4 separate regions of the Homo sapiens genome follow, and regions 2, 3 and 4 are each linked to region 1. Evidence: chromatin contacts called from ENCODE Hi-C or POLR2A ChIA-PET data. All regions are on one chromosome and are shown on one strand. Each heading gives the region's core, a stretch centred on a gene start or an enhancer-like site at or near the end of the contact. The rest is flanking DNA. Distances are from core to core; before and after follow the strand shown. Region 1 holds the start of USP15 (ubiquitin specific peptidase 15). Region 2 holds the start of CAND1 (cullin associated and neddylation dissociated 1). Region 3 holds the start of MDM2 (MDM2 proto-oncogene). Region 4 holds the start of RAP1B (RAP1B, member of RAS oncogene family).

Region 1 (2,700 bases), core at 121-2,620:
AACTGAAAATGATCCCAATATCACAGCCTTTTGTCAGGAGTAAAGAGCAGAGATAAGAGGATAACTAAAATTTGATATCTCATAAATATGAAATTCTTAAGATATTAAAACGAATCAAGATAAAATCCTTATAATAAAATTACTGTCCATTTTACAGCATGAAGATAATGAGGTGCAATGATTTAAATTAACTCTCCTCAAAGCCATACTGCAAGTTGAGTGGTGAAACTGTGACATAACTCAGGTCTAAATCTTACTGTTCCTTTCACTATGCCATACTGAAACACTCTATGAATTATATACTACTGTTATGGTAACAGTGGAAAGTGAAAATATGTTTTATTATAATGAAGAGGCACATTATGCTTCCCAAAAAATAAGGAATTTTAAATTATGTTACATATTCACATATTTAAGTTATTGTAGATGCCACTTGATATGGTCGACAAGTGTGAAAATGTCCACATACATCCTTCAGTATTTTAAATGTATAACCTTTGGTATTTTACAAGTTTGAATATTAGCAGTTAGTTAAGCCTCAAGTGGACTTATCTACTTTTTGCAGGCCTACATTATCTTTCAAACAGAAGGGAAGGGCTGCACGTCTAACAGAAACGCTGCCGGCTTCTATCAAGCCACCACTAAAGCACAAGACCACGTGGTCTCTCATAAGCCCAAGGTTCCCTACTCCTCTCCCTCCTTTGACAAGGAACTGGAAACTAGGGTTTCTTTCTCTTATGTGGAGCCCTGACATGCCACCTGTGTAGTACAGACCGCAAACATCCTGCAGCCTGCCTCCCGGAAGACCAAGAATCAGAATAAAAGGGAACTTGGACGCCGACAATTCTAGGAAAGGAAATGAACAGAGAAGTAAAGCCGGTGAGATCGTGATAAGCCGCGGCACCGGGACCTGTCAAAACGGCGTATATAAGACTCAAACCAAACCACTATAACCTATCATTCGGGAAGGCCTGAGGTGGGAGCGGCACTACGGAAGGAAGGAGGACGAAGAGAACCGCACGAGTCAGAACCGCCGCCGCCGCCGCTCCCCGGATACCTTTCAGCATGCCCTGGCAAGCCAAGAACCCTGACCCTCATCTAGAGTCCAACCTTTGCCCCAACATTTCAGAAGCGGCCAAAATCCCGCTGCCCCGGCGGCCGCCGCCGGACCTGCCCGCACCTGTCACTAGCGAAAGAACCAGCTCGCGGCTCCCGCCCACTTCTCCACTATCCTCGGGCAACCGCGGGCATCTCAACCCCTTTCTCTTACCAGGTGTCCCCTTTCCGGAGCGAGGTTTTGAGCAGCGTCGCGATGTCAGACCGCTGGGTGTCCAGATCCGCCGCTCCGCCTTCCGCCATCTTCTTCCACTAGCGGTAGGGGAGGTGGCAGCGACGGCGGCGGCACGCCCCAGAGCATTATGGGAATGGCGTCCCACGGCCCCTCCCAGTCGGCCGGTCGAAACCAAAAGACACCGGGAGCGGGGGTGCTCCTCGGGACAAGAGGAGGCCCCGGGGGCGCACTGGGTGCGCGGCCATGGTCTGCTGCCCCCCATCGGTCCCCGCCCGTCCAGCATCTTGCCTTGGCCTCCTCTGGCCCGGGACTGCCGGGTTTTAGCTTTCCTCGCCGCCGAGGGCTCTGGCTCTCTCTCGCTAGAGGGATGCCACCGCCCTGTCCTCCCGTCCTCAGCGTTGCCTTCCCCTCCCTCTTTCCCACTGACGCCTTGAAAACCCTTATTTGCGCATTCACTCACGCTTGAGGGTGAGGTAGGGTGGGGCGGTGGTGTGGGGGCGTGGGGACGGCTAAGATATGGCAGAAAATGTAGCAGCTCAGTGACTGGGCTTTTCGTTACGAGTGGGAGAACCCAAGCTCGGTGAATATGGGCACACACAAAAAACACTCCGAAACCGAACGCTTGGTCTCCATGCCCTTCCTGGGTTCCTTCCAGCGCTCTTACTCCCGTTGTAGGTGGGGACCCTTTATAGGCTCTTTGTGACGCCTCCCCAGGCACACCCAGACGACTAAGCTGCAGTGAAAAACATGTCCCAGTTCATCGGTGAACAGGGAGTAGAATATGGACAGTATTGAATAATGCCAGATACTAAAGGAAGAAAACGTGCGAGAAACCCTCTTGTTTATACAGGATAGTAACATTTTCTTAGCCCCATCTTCGTATGGTGCCGTACACCTGAAATGAAACTAGATATGTCTTTAATTTGAAGTCAACGATTATGTTACAAAATAGAAAATCGAGTCGCTTAAAAATCAAATGCCAAGGTCACACAGCAGGTGGAGAGGTGAGTGGAGAGGCTGGTTCAAGAGCCCACATGCTATACAGTATAGCACACTCACTGCCTCTCCTTCTGAAAGCCTGAACTAAAATGTAAACTCTTTAAGAGCTGGAACTGGGTTCATCTTTTGTTTTAGCCTTTGTACACCTGGTGGTTAGCACAGTACTGATGGACATGTAAAAATTACCTAAATATTTGTTTAGTAAATGAATTGTGGCAAAATTACTTAAGTATTCCCGAGCATGATGTCCAGGGGTGTGATTTTAACATACCATATTGATGTGAAAAGTCTAAAAGATGGGCCGGAATCCCCACATCATTTCTCGTTTGCCCATTTTAAACCCTAACTCATTTGGTGAGAATGCGATAAAGGTAGGTGTAGTTATGCTAGTAGGAAGTGCTGAATCCAAG
Region 2 (2,700 bases), core at 113-2,612, 5.0 Mb before region 1:
ATCACCGAAGCGTGCAAGGAAAAATAAAAACAAAGATAACCTGTAAAAATATAACAAATCTTCACTATGCATATTACAACACTTTGGAACCAACAGTACCGATCTCCTGAACAGAACTGCTGTAATAAAGCTTCATATTCACCAGGTCCGTATTAAACATCTCTTCCTTTTGAAGATCCGTCTGCTATGATTAAGATCCAGCAATCCACCCCTTTGGCAGTGATTTTGGATATGAGGACATGAGACTGAAACCCCGAGTTCCTAAGTTGGTTTTACCTGACAAGAGGAACTGACAGTGATGCTGGCGGGAAAACCCTATGAGCGAAGTTTCCTCCATCCTGGCTCCCCTCCCCCTTCTTCCCACCTTCACGAAAATTAATAATCCACAAAAGAACTATGTATCAGCCAAGAGCGCAAAAGTTCATCATTCCACCTGAATGCAGCAAGGCCCACGCGCACCTGCGGGCAGAGAGGAGGCTGCCGGGTCCCCGAGTGGGCAGCAGCTTGGGCCCCAGCGAGCAAGGCGGCCTAGCGCCGCAGGATGGCAAGCGAATAGGCCCGGCGCCCGGTCTCCCGGCCTAGAGCAACTCCCTTCTCCACAATGGTGGGTGGTTTAGCCCCTTCGCGCTACCTGAGACGCAAGAATCGCCTCCTGGTGGGGCAGGGAAGGATGTGGGGGCGCTGAGACAAGCAAACGGGGCCTAGAGACCGCGGCGGGCAACTGCCTAGGAGAAAGAATGGGGGGAGGGGGTTGCAAGAGGGGAGAGGAAAGGGGCTCCGCAGGGATCGGGAGGCCAGCGGACCGGTGGGCTGGAGACTTCGGGGCAGAGAAGCTACCGGCTACGGCCGAAGGGGTGGGGCAAGGCCTGCGTGACGGCCAGGGCCGCGGCTGCGAGAACCCCGAGGTGGGGTGAGGGTCGGATCTCGGCCTCACCTAAAGTCCTTGTCGCTGGATGTCATTTTTTCCAGCAAATTGGAAATGTGGTACGAGGCGCTCGCCATGTTGACGGCCTCGATCCCGCCTGCTGGCGCTGCTGGAGCTGCTGCCCGCTGCCGCTGCCGCCGCCGCCGCCGCCACTGGAGCTCCTCCTCTCGCTCGCGGCGGCTCCCGCTTCCAGGGTCGCAGCGCGACGCCGACGCTGACTAGGGAGGCGCCTCGACGGGCTGCCCCCTCCCTGGCGAGGCGTGGGCCTGTCCCGGGGTAAGCCGAGGCTACAGAGCCAGCCTAACGACGGCGCTGTTCGCGTGAGAACGAGCTCATGGGCGGCGGGGCGTACAGAAGGGCCTCTACGGGGAGCCAGACACTTCCACTCAGGGCCGTCTCGCTCCCACTCGCTCCGCACTCGCTCCCTAGGGCAAAAGGCCAAAGCCCGCCTCCTTCGCTCCGGGGGCGGGGGCGGCAGACGCGGGCGCTACGGAAAGCTAAGGTCAGAGTTCACGGAGGCCTCCCCACGCACGCTGTGGAGAAGAGAGTTAAAAAACAATTCGGTTGGCTGAAGCCTGTGTCAGTTTTCATGTGACCCGCCTTTTGGAGGCATGACAACACAAAAAAAAGGGGCTGTTCTCGCGAGACTCTAAAGCGACGGTTAAGGGACAGGGGACGAGTGGAGCAAGTGGGCCTTAATCTGAAAATAACTTGATTGTTTAATGACATTAAGAGAAAAAGATTACGAGCTTTGAGAAGGAGGAAGCCTGGGAGTAACGACAGTTAAGGAGTTAGCTTGCGGAACCAACATAAGAATTTATAACAGGGAGGTGTCGTTTGGGATCAGACGCGTGGCCTGCATTGCCGTAGCCACCGTGGTGTAATGTTGCCACGTAAAAACCACAAATCCCAGAATTCAGTCGGGTGATACACTGGCTCAGAATGTGATTGGCTGCGGGAACTAGTAGCTTCCTCATTGGCTCCCGTGGAAGGAGTGAATGCTGGGATTTGCAGTCTGATGGGGGAGCCGTGCTGGGTAAAAACCTTAGAATCGTCGCGCACTCCGTTTCTGCCGCGGATTCTTATATTCTCCAATACAGGCTTTTTCTGTTATGCAGTATTTGCAGAGCAGGCTGCTGCAGTTTGGCCAGGCGCATTGCGGATCAGTTGGTGTTCTTGCCAGAGGCCTAGCAGCAGCTTCCTAGCGCTACTACTTGCACCTCCCAAGGCAGCTGAGCCTCCCCACTTCTCTGGCCAGACACACTCCTACCGTGCATCGTAGAACCACCTCTCTGACGCCAGCAGGACCTTAGTAAGAGTAATGGGTATGCGACAGATGGCTGTAGTCAGGCCCTACTGATTTCAAAATAGCTAAAAGACTATCTCTGTAGTTAGCTTTTGTGGCCTTGATGGACCTGCAGCTGTGTATTGCTCCCTCAGACGTACAAATTCGTGGAGATGAGTTATGAAAGTATTTAGTATCCAAGTTTTTCATCTGCTTAATATTTGGGATTTTAAACACAAGTTTTGCCAGCTAGGGGTCAACATCCCTGAAAGTGTTAGGGATGGAGCTAGCTGACAGGCCTTTCTAAAAGAACAGAGAGCCTGGTGAAGAGATGAAAAATCAATCTCACTTGATACTCCTGTTAAAAACAACAACAAACCTTTAAATAGCTCTCTACTAACACATAACTCAAATCCGATCAAATCTACCTGACCTTTACCATTGTTTTCTGTATTCATCAACTATTACTGAGTACTTCAAAGTCAGGCAA
Region 3 (2,700 bases), core at 93-2,592, 6.5 Mb before region 1:
GTAATGGAACTAATTTTTAAAGCAAATGTGGCAAATGGCTAAAAAAATACTGACCAGTTCTTAACAGTTTTTAACTCCACGCAGTTACGCCAGAGGTAGCACACTTTAAGCTATGCACATACAATTTTATTTACAGAGCCATGCTACAATTGAGGTATACGAAATTTAGTTTATCACTTCATAAAATAAATTATTCTTAAAAGTTACACGAGACAAAAATACTAACCAGGGTCTCTTGTTCCGAAGCTGGAATCTGTGAGGTGGTTACAGCACCATCAGTAGGTACAGACATGTTGGTATTGCACATTTGCCTACAAGGAAAAAAAAGACACGATGAAAACTGGAAATCATGAAACATCTGTGGAAAATACATCATATATAAAGAACATAAACAACAGTTAAAACTAAAGCTACAAGCAAGTCGGTGCTTACCTGGATCAGCAGAGAAAAAGTGGCGTGCGTCCGTGCCCACAGGTCTACCCTCCAATCGCCACTGAACACAGCTGGGAAAATGCATGGTTTAAATAGCCCCAGCTGGAGACAAGTCAGGACTTAACTCCTTTTACTGCAGTTTCGGAACGTGTCTGAACTTGACCAGCTCAAGAGGAAAAGCTGAGTCAACCTGCCCACTGAACCGGCCCAATCCCGCCCAGACTACGCGCAGCGTTCACACTAGTGACCCGACAGGCACCTGCGATCATCCGGACCTCCCGCGCCGAAGCGGCCCCGCAGCCCCCGGCCCCCGTGACCTTTACCCTGAACTCCCGCGGAGACCTCCGAACCACCCCCACCCCCACCGCCGCGAGAGCCGTCCGAAATCCCGCCCTCCTCCCTGGCGGCGACTGCCTAGCCCCAGTCCAACAAAACCTCCGCAAAGCCACGTGCCCCATGCCCCGCGCCCCGCGCCCCGAGCCCCCAGCCACGAACCGCACAAAGGCTGCGAACGGGCAGAGGCTGGGAACCAGCGATAGAGGGGACACCGTCAGAGCCCAGACCCAAAAGTGACCGCTCGCTGCCGGGCCAGTACCTGCTCCTCACCATCCGGGGTTTTCGCGCTTGGAGTCGGGGGTCCCTCAAGACTCCCCAGTTTCCTTCACGGGGCGCGCGGAAGCACGACGCCCTGGGCCTCGGGGATCATTCCACTCTCCGGGCCAGGGCACTGGGCGCTCGTACGCACTAATCCGGGGAGGGACGGTGCTCCTGGCTGCGAAAGCAGCAGGATCTCGGTCAGAGGGGTCGCGGCCGCCCCTCGGGCTCGGCTTCTTGCTCCATCTTTCCGACACACAGGGCCACACAGGCCCCAGAAGCAGCCAAGCTCGCCGCGGTGCCTCGGTGCGCGCCCCCTACCGCCCGAGGGGAGCGCGCGGGTCGTCGCGGCGCATCCGGGCATTTGTGCGCGCGCACACAACCGGCCCCGCTTCCGCCAATTGGGTCCGGGGCTCGGCCGCACCACCTCCGGGATGATGGAGTGGGGGGTGTCGCCCCGCGGGCGCGGCGGGCTGTGAGGCGGGGTGGGGGTGTTGGCCGCGAGCTGAGAGGGTGGGGCTCGGCCTGGCGCGGAGCCAGCAAGGTTTGGCGCTGTGACACTCCTTTAGCCGTTGCGCTATGTTTGTATTTCTTGTGTTTACACTTCCCGCCCGCGGTGGAAACTGCGACAAATGCGGATCTCCGTGTCGCTGTTACCAAAAAGAAACCAAAATTAACAGCTGTTTAATATATTAAGCCCACTCCACCAGCCGCTGGAGTTGTACCCAAATGAGTTATTTTAAGGCCTGTTTTTAAAAAAGATTAAAAATAGCACTTAAGGCAGGCTTATACACCGGTGCATACAGCTGTTCTGGTTGGAGAACGAAGATGCTGGTTACCGTTGGCGGGGAGGGGAGCGGTTACTCTGCGCTTTTAGAATGTTTGGGTTTGGCTGGGCGCGGTGGCTCACGCTTGTAATCCCATCACTTTGGGTAGGCCGAGGCGGGTGGATCACTTGAGGTCAGGAGTTCAAGACCAACCTGGCCAACATGGGAAACGCCGTCTCTACTAAAAACTACAAAAATTAGTCGGGCGTGGTGGCGGTCACCTGTAATCCCAGCTACTCTACTCCGGAGGCTGAGGCAGGACAATCCTGTGAACCCGGGAGGCAGAGGCTGCAGTGAGCCAAGATCATGCCATTGCACTCCAGCCTGGGCGACAGGGCAAGACTCTCAAAAAAACAAAAACAAAGTTTGGGTTTGTTAATCTACACATTCATTATCATTAAAATATATACTTATATATTATGCACTCATTCTGACTCACCTACTTTCCCACAGAGATGTGGCAAAAACGTTTTTGATGCGGTCTCATAAATTGAGGACATAAAGAATTGAGTTAGCTAAACCCAAAAACACAGCCATTGCAAAGAAGGAACACGTTTCTTCTCTGGCCAGTAAGTGATTAGCTCCTTGTGAACAAGGACCTTTTTTTATAAAGTTATATCCTTCCCTTCTGCAGCTTTTTTTTTTTTATAAAGTTATATCCTTCCCTTCTCCCGCTTCCCAGCCTACCAGAAAGGAAACTTCCTTAAACATAGTGGTCACTCAGTTGATTTAAGTTGATTGCCAATATTATTAACTTAAGAGATTTAATATGTGGCTTTTAAAAAGATAATCTCATCTTCATCAGATCATATACAGTGGGGTTTCTAATAGACTCAGTGCTTGACCC
Region 4 (2,700 bases), core at 31-2,530, 6.4 Mb before region 1:
CCAAAATCCAATTAGACGGAATTAATTTTAAAATACTAAAATCACAATCTTCATTTAGTGTCAACTTTCTACCCCGTAAAAATGTGATTTCCCCTTACTGCAACACAGAACTGCTTCTATTCATACCAATCAGAAGTTACAGGGCCAAAATGTTTTTCTAAACTATTAAAGAGAGTGGGAGAGGGGGGAAAGCGAAGGGGAAGGAAACCATCTGCTTTAACTTGCAAAAATGATCTTTTCTCCAAAAGACATCAGTGTTTTTCAGAAGAAAAATCCGGAGAGCCCGGTTCACTGGGCGTAGTTTTAAATAAAATTCATGGCGCTGATAGTTTTAGGATTAGACACCTCGAGATGGCGAAAAAGAGAAGAGGACAAACTTCCTGGATTTTCTCTCCCTCTAAGAGAAAGAGATTTCCTCTTGCTGACGAAGGGAAAGGCCCCTTTAACAGTTTTTCTCTACACGGTGGCTGCTGCCAGACTAAGTGGGGCTCTCTCCGCTGCCTTCCTCCTGCCACTTCCCGCAACAAATGGAGCAAGCAAGCCCCGTTTCAGGCAAACTTTTTCGCTGTCAGGCTCAAGCCCGCGGGGCGCCTGGGAGTGGTTTCCCCCGAAGGCTCCTCGCCCTAGCTCGGGGCTGGGAGAAGCTAGGTCTTCGCAAAGGACAACTTTCTGGTTTCCGTTCTAACTTCCACCCATACCACGGAGGGAACCCAGGCGACAAGCGAGGGGGCTCGGGGCGGGGAGCGAGTCTTCGGGGGAGCCGGCGGGGAAAGGAGGGCGGCGGGAGAAGCTGCGGCGGACGCGGGCTGAAGAGAGCGGGCGGGTGGGGGGGTCCTCGGGCTCTCACTTCCTCCGCCATATTTCAGACATTTGACCCCTTCCGCAAAGCGCGCTGTTCTCCCGCGGCGGCGGCGGCTGCTCCTCCTCGCCGGCCCGCAAGGCAGCGCGCTCGCGGGCCCGGCGCCTGGCCCTCGCGCCACCTGCCGCGCGCCGAGGGGCTGCCGCCGCCGGGGCCCCTGACCGCCGCGCCCGGCCCGCGCCTCGCCGCACCCCACCCGCTCCCCTCAGCCGGCGCCCGGCCCCGCGCGGCCGCCGCCGCGGCTTCCCTCAGCGGCCACGCACTCACTCTGCGAACCTCTCACGCTGTCACCGGGTCCCTGCAGCCAGCGTCGCCCCGCGCTCCCCCCGGGTCGCTACTCTAGGCGCCACGGCGGTCCTGCCGCTGCCGCGCCGCTCCGGCTGGTTTACACGCCTGAATCTGGGCGAGGTTTGGCGATGTCGCCTTGACGTCAGGCGTTCAGCCTCGCTCCAGCTTCCGCCCGCGGGCGGGGCGCGCGGGTGCGCGGCCCGGGAAGGGGCGGGCCTAGGGGGCGGGGCGAGGGGAGCCGAGGGGGCGGGGCCGCCGCGCGCCGGGTCCTCGGCGCCGGCCTCTAGCCGGCCTGCATCGCAGCCGGAGCGCAGGCCCTGCCCACGGGCCCCTTAGCTGCCTCTGGGCGGCATGTCTGCCGAGGTTCTTCTCTCTAGCTGCGCCGCGCCTTCAGGCTCGCTTCCCCAGGCTGTCTGGTGGGCGGAATCCGCGCGTCGGTGTTCCTGACCCTCGTGGGTTCCAGTGGAACCCTCCGAAACCCAAAAGGCGCCGCCTCTTAATGCAAACTGTAGTCACCGACTCGTCCAGTCTGTTGGTATTCGCGTCGTCCTTTGTGCTGGGCAAAGTAACCGAGAAGTAACGGAGAGCGCGCATTTTCTACACCTAGAGCTCCCCGAGGGAGCCTGGGCCAGCAAGTCTTTCCATTCTTGAGATGCCTTTTCTCCTGGATTGACAAGTGTTTTATCCATTGGTGTCTTAACCCGGGCGAACTCTTTCCAAATTCCCATGCCAAACGCAGTTAACAAATCGATGATTTCTAAATAAGTTTGTACCCTGCACCTAAACCAACGCCATTTATATAACTAAAATAAATTGCGTATTTAAATGCATGTCCTGGACGCTTTATTCACTTCACAGGATTACCCATAGGCAAGTAGGTTTATCGTGTGACTTCAGGGCACCAGAAAACACTTTCTGTTCCAAAATGCCTCGTTCCAAAAAGGGCGGGAACTTAACACGGGAATTTACCATTCTTACTTACCCTTAGTACAAGAAATTTATCAGAACTTTTTCTTGAAGCAGTTTTGATGGGCGAGGAGATTAAGAGAGCAAAGTGCAGGGAAAAGGGATTGAGGGGTCATTTAAGACTAACTTTCTTGGTTCATAATTTAATTAGGCCCTGTACAAATTATTCTTGAAATAAATCTTAATAAACGTTGATAAATTTGGAAGATAAATGGAATGTGACTAATTTCACTCCGTTTAAGAATATGTAGTGATTGAAAACTAAGCTAACCTAAGTTAAATGAATAGATGAGAATGAATTATAACAGTTCTCTGTGTTTTATAATGTTTTACAATTTAGGTTAATTGAGTAGATTACCTATTTCGATAATTTCTATTTCCTTAGAAAAATATCTTTTTAAAAATTGTTTATTGTCTGCATTTATTGTGTATACAACATGATCGTTTGAAGTAATGTATACATTGTTACATTACCTCACAGAGTTACCTTTTTTTTTGAGAGTCTTGCTCTGTCACCCAGGCTAGAGTGCAGTGGCATGATCTCGGCTCACTGGAATTTCTGCTTCTCAGGTTCAAGAGATTCTCCT

The links. Hi-C counts contacts between places; a loop is a spot of excess contacts on that map. ChIA-PET counts read pairs that join two places held with the same protein, here RNA polymerase II (POLR2A). Pooled maps may share reads with other maps.
Region 2: a map of CD8-positive, alpha-beta T cell shows a loop between it and region 1 (7-fold over the local background). The contact joins the promoter of CAND1 here to the promoter of USP15 in region 1. A Hi-C loop is called at or near these places in 3 of 168 maps with a recorded cell type or tissue (CD8-positive, alpha-beta T cell and naive thymus-derived CD4-positive, alpha-beta T cell), 5 of 37 single-sample maps with no recorded cell type and 16 of 50 pooled maps. POLR2A ChIA-PET finds 5 or more read pairs at or near these places in 1 of 52 experiments (MCF 10A).
Region 3: a pooled map shows a loop between it and region 1 (16-fold over the local background). The contact joins the promoter of MDM2 here to the promoter of USP15 in region 1. A Hi-C loop is called at or near these places in 2 of 37 single-sample maps with no recorded cell type and 9 of 50 pooled maps.
Region 4: a map with no recorded cell type shows a loop between it and region 1 (10-fold over the local background). The contact joins the promoter of RAP1B here to the promoter of USP15 in region 1. A Hi-C loop is called at or near these places in 2 of 37 single-sample maps with no recorded cell type and 5 of 50 pooled maps.

What each region holds. Positions count from the first base shown.
Region 1 is chr12:62,259,074-62,261,773 of GRCh38, reverse strand. It overlaps USP15 (ubiquitin specific peptidase 15), which reads right to left and starts at 1,370. Exons shown (of 22, transcript NM_001252078.2): 1 at 1,271-1,370. The coding sequence starts at 1,359. MIR6125 (microRNA 6125) reads right to left here and starts at 1,415; the gene lies at 1,320-1,415. It also overlaps a transcript of TAFA2 not described here. RefSeq lists enhancers at 1-141, 865-914, 1,135-1,494, 2,045-2,114 and silencers at 1,535-1,644, 1,725-1,784.
Region 2 is chr12:67,268,020-67,270,719 of GRCh38, reverse strand. CAND1 (cullin associated and neddylation dissociated 1) reads right to left here and starts at 1,362. Exons shown (of 15, transcript NM_018448.5): 1 at 935-1,362. The coding sequence starts at 1,002. RefSeq lists enhancers at 596-1,247, 1,527-1,786, 1,927-2,226.
Region 3 is chr12:68,806,819-68,809,518 of GRCh38, reverse strand. It overlaps MDM2 (MDM2 proto-oncogene), which reads right to left and starts at 1,342. Exons shown (of 11, transcript NM_002392.6): 1 at 1,028-1,342; 2 at 227-311. The coding sequence starts at 1,041. RefSeq lists enhancers at 365-754, 1-1,053 and a silencer at 1,255-1,644.
Region 4 is chr12:68,609,479-68,612,178 of GRCh38, reverse strand. It overlaps RAP1B (RAP1B, member of RAS oncogene family), which reads right to left and starts at 1,280. Exons shown (of 8, transcript NM_001010942.3): 1 at 1,136-1,280. RefSeq lists a silencer at 964-1,423.